Regions from separate parts of the Mus musculus genome. Here region 2 is linked to region 1. Evidence: chromatin loops called from intact Hi-C (ENCODE). Cell type or tissue: left cerebral cortex. All regions are shown on one strand.

Evidence for each region. Peaks named below come from ENCODE experiments on the same cell type or tissue, not always from the same donor. Only the 100,000 strongest peaks of a DNase experiment are listed, where the experiment ranks them.
Region 2: it touches region 1 in a loop (10-fold over the local background); 10 of 42 quality-filtered maps call a loop at or near these places.

What each region holds. Positions count from the first base shown.
Region 1 is chr4:3,809,015-3,811,514 of GRCm38, forward strand. No RefSeq gene overlaps it. Among named protein-coding and RNA genes, the nearest start is that of Gm22781, 14 kb to the left of the region's middle. In left cerebral cortex, a CTCF peak has its summit at 1,415; a DNase peak (open chromatin) is centred at 1,409.
Region 2 is chr4:3,452,636-3,455,135 of GRCm38, forward strand. No RefSeq gene overlaps it. Among named protein-coding and RNA genes, the nearest start is that of Mir3471-2, 83 kb to the right of the region's middle. In left cerebral cortex, no CTCF peak of the experiment used is centred here; a DNase peak (open chromatin) is centred at 942.

The DNA.
Region 1 (2,500 bases):
GATGCATACTCATGTGTTTTGCTGAGGTAAGACCTGTGGGGGACACATAATATTTGGAGAAAATATAAATAGGGTTCAATGGAGAGTGACATTAAGCTTGCATACTCTCTTTGCAACGCTTCATTGGTCTTGCATTTTCACTGATCTTTGATTCATTAATAGAGACACAACAGAGAATTTCTGACATTCCAGCTGATTCTGGTCAATTCTGCTGACTCATGCAGACTTGGTGGAAGCCTGGCAGTTTCTGCCGGATCACGCCACTGCTGCTGATTCCTTTTGGTATTCTGACACTACTGAACTGGATGCCCGTAACCTGACAAATGGAAATTGAAATCACCTCAAAGAACTACTTTTAAACAGGTCCATATCCCCTTGTCCTATTTACCATCTTTTCTCCCCTACCTTTGAACAGTGGGCTAGAAGGGAGTGGAAACATTTGAGAACCCTTAGTAGGTTTTTAAAAATCAAAGCCTAACCCCCCCTAAAAAAAAATGAAAAAAGAAAAAAGAATCCAGGCAGTGGTGGCACACACTATTAATGCCAGCACTTGGGAGGCAGAGGCAGGTGAATCTCTGAGTTTGAGGCCAGCCTGGTCTACAGAGTGAGTTCCAGGGCAGCCAGGGCTACACAGAGAAACCCTGTCTTGAAAAGCCAAAAAAAAAAAAAAAAAAAAAAAAAAAAAAAAAAAAAATCAAAGCCTACAAATTTCAGATGTATTCAAGTTAACAACAAAGAACAGCAAGTGCCCATAGAGATTCATGCTATGCATTCAGGATTTGTGTACTCCTGTTTCAGTTCTGGGAATGGAATCCAGGGCTTAGCACACGGAAGGCAAATGTTTTACCACTGAGTTGAGTGTGAGTGTTGGGTGGTGTGGGAGGTGTTGAACCTAACATCTCTTGTATGCTAGGGAAGTTCTCTACTTCTGAACTATTTTGGATTTTATTCTGAGATAAGGCCATATGAATTTCTCTGGCTGAATTCTCTCACCACTCTCCTGTCAGCTTTCTGAGTAGCTGGGGTTATAGATATATATCTAATAACAGTAGAAACTATGTAGAGGTTTTGTGAGAAATCCCTGCACTCATCAGTTTTCTGAAAACCTAAAACTGTTCTACAAAATCAAATTAAACATAACAGCAAAACCCAAAAGTCAATTTGTCCTATGAGTTGGTTCCTACATAGAAAAGCATACATACTTTATTCAAAATCCTACTCAACACACCACTTATTCACTGGGACCATTTTCATTTTAACTGTGGGGATTATTCAGAAAGTTAAACCTTCACTAAGTACAAAAATAAATGTATTTTCCTCACTTCTGAAAATGCAATAAACCCACCTCTGAAGGAGGCTTTAAATACTAGTCAGTTCTTCTTAATTCCTCACGAAACAGCACCATCTAGCGTCCTGTTGTATGAATAACCCACAAAAGGCTCTGGCTACGTCCTAGTTCAAAACCGAAATGGCTCATACCAGGTATCTGTACGTGTGAAGATAGCACTGTAAATCCCATCAGCTTTTGAAATGTGTGTTCATAATTATAATAAAAACACAAAAGGACAAGGAGTTGAAATCCCATATCCCTTCTAAAGAGCACTCACAATTATTAAGGATTCCTGAGGAATTAGATTTAAACAACTTGATTATAATTATAAGTTCACTCCAGAATCTCTGTCTACAGACATGCCTATTTTTCAATCTCCGAGAAATGCAATCCAAAAACAATGTTTATTAAGGATATTTTATCTGAAACACACACTCGCCAAAACACCTAACAGGTACTTTTTATTTTAAAGGTAAAAATAACTTAGGCTCTACAAAACAGCAGATCTCAATTCCAAGTGTCAGTTCAAGAAAACCTAGAGCTATCATTTCTTTTTAATCCAACAGCTACATGTGTTCCTGCCTGTGTTTGTGTTTGCTTTAATATCATAAAATAAATGTCTTTATTAAGAATAGCTAAAAAGAGAAAAACAGTATTCACTGAAGATTAGTATTTGAAAGTGAAAAAAAAAATCAAATAATTCCCTGAATCTAAATGATTCTTCAAAGCATGGCTTAAAAAGAAAGAAGCAGATGAAATAAGGAGTGTTGTCTACAGCCACTAAGTCACATAACAGCCTGTGATGTCCATGGCTAGCCCTAGCTCTGCCAATCCCCAGTAGGACCAGTGCAGAGCTAGGGAAGCTCTTACTATTAATTTTAATGCCACTTCTCACTCTCTTATGACTAAAAAGATATTGCTCTCATCATTTCTGGGTAAGAGGTATATTCTTGCTTTAAGACTCTGCATGATCTCCTGAGCTTCGATCCCAGCACTCCTGCAGCAAAATGTAGGAAAAGAAAGGAGAATCTCTGAAGCTAGCTTGTTGTGCACAGTGGAGAACCTTTTAAAAACTGTGTCAAGCAAAGTGCAAGACAAGGACTGATACACGAGGTTGTTCACCCCCAGTCAGTCTCTCTCTCTCTCTCTCTCTCTCTCTCTCTCTCTCTC
Region 2 (2,500 bases), 360 kb before region 1:
CTTGAGCTTGGAATTGAGATCTGCTGTTTTGTAGAGCCTAAGTTATTTTTACCTTTAAAATGAAAAGTACCTGTTAGGTGTTTTGGCGAGTGTGTGTTTCAGATAAAATATCCTTAATAAACATTGTTTTTGGATTGCATTTCTTGGAGATTGAAAAATAGGCATGTCTGTAAACAGAGATCCTGGAGTGAACTTATAATAGAGTTGTTTAAATCTAATTCCTCAGGAATCCTTAATAATTGTGAGTGCTCTTTAGAAGGGATATGGGATTTCAACTCCTTGTCCTTTTCTGTTTTTATTATAATTATGAACACACGTTTCAAAAGCTAATGGGATTTACAGTGGTATCGTCACACGTACAGACACTATTTCGATTTGAACTAGGACCAAGTTTATGTCTAAAGGGAAGTAGATGGTGATGTTTCGTGAGGAATTAAGAAGAACTGACTAGTATTTAAAGCCTCCTTCAGAGGTGGGTTTATTGCATTTTCAGAAGTGAGGAAAATACATTTATTTTTGTACGTAGTGAAGGTTTAACTTTCTGAATAAGCCCCACGATTAAAATTAAAATGGTCCCAGTGAATAAGTGGTGTGTTGAGTAGGATTTTGAATAAAGTATGTATGCTTCTCTATGTAGGAACCAACTCATAGGACAGATTGAATTTTGGGTTTTGCTGTTGTGTTTAATTTGAATTTGTAGAACAGTATTAGGTTTTCAGAAAACTGTTGAGTGCAGGGATTTCTCATAAAACCTCTACATAGTTTCTACTGTTATTAGATATATATCTATAACCCCAGCTAGGGGTGAGAGAATTCAGCCAGAGAAATTCATATGGCCTTATCTCAAAATAAAACCCAAAATATCTAGGGCTGTAGTTCAGGAGTAGAGAACTTCCCTAGCATACAAGAGATGTTAGGTTCAACACCTCCCACACCACCCAACACTCACACTCAACTCAGTGGTAAAACATTTGCCTAACATGTGCTAAGCCCTGGATTCCATTCCCAGAACTGAAACAGAAGTACACAAATCCTGAATGCATAGCATGAATCTATATGGGCACTTGCTGTTCTTTGTTGTTAACTTGAATACATCTGAAATTTGTAGGCTTTGATATTTATTTATTTATTTATTTATTTATTTATTTATTTTGGATTTTCACAACAGGGTTTCTCTGTGTAGCCCTGGCTGTCCTGGAACTCACTCTGTAGACCAGGCTGGCCTCAAACTCAGAGATTTACCTGCTTCTGCCTCCCAAGTACTGGGATTAAGGGTGTGTGCCACCACTGCCCGGCTTTGTTTTTCTTTTTCCTTTTTTTGGGGGGTATGGAGGGGAGGTTAGGCTTCACTTATTTTAAAACCTACTAAGAGTTCTCAAATACTTCAACTCCCTCCTAGCCCACTGTACAAAGGTAGGGGAGAAAAGATGGTAAATAGGACAAGGGGATATGGACCTGTTTAAATGTAGTTCTTTGAGGTGATCCCAATTTCCATTTGTCAGGATACAGGCATCCAGTTCAGTAATGTCAGAATACCAAACAGGAATCAGCAGCAGTGGCGTGATCCAGCAGAAACTGCCAGGCCTTCACCAAGTCTGCATGAGTCAGCAGAATTGACCAGAATCTACTGAAATGTCAGAAATTCTCTGTTGTGCCTCTATTAATGAATCAAAGATCAGTGAAAATGCAAGACCAATGAAGCATTGCAAAGATAGTACGCACACTTAATGTCACTGTCCATTGAGTCCTATTTATATTTTCTCCAAATATTGTGTCCTCCCACAGGTCTTACCTCAGCAAAACACATGAGTATGCATCAGCAAAACACCACGTGTGTCAGCGTCACATGACATACCCAGAAACTTCCACTTCAGAAGTTAGTTAAAACCCAAATAGCTGGATATACCTGTAAGAGACTTTCTTTTCTTTTTTTTTTTTCTTTTCCTTTTCTTTTTTTTTTTAAAGATTTATTTATTTTGTTTTATGAGTACACTATAGCTGTAAAAATGGTTGTGAGTCTTCATGTGGTTGTTGGGAATTGAATTTTTGGGACCTCTACTTGCTCTGGTCAACTCTGCTAGCTCAGTCTCTGCTCACTCCGGGCCAAAGATTTAATTATTATTATATATAAGTACACTGTAAGCTGTCTTCAGACTCAACAGAAGAAGGCATCAGACCTCATTATGGATGGTTATGAACCACCATGTGGTTGCTGGGATTTGAACTCAGGACTTTTGAAAGAACAGTCAGTGCTGCTGACCACTGAGCCATCTTGCCAGCCTAAGAGACTTTTTCTTAAGTAATTTAAGTAGGAAGACTCAGTTTTAATCTTGATCTTTTGAGGTGGAAGATCCACTTCTATTCTTGCCCACACCTACTGCCGGCAGCCTATACAAAGGACACCGGAAAAGGAAGAGTTTGATCTTTGCCTGCTTGGCCTCACTCTTGCTGGCAAGCCTATTCCTTCACTGACATTAGAATTTACTTCCTTGGGATTCCA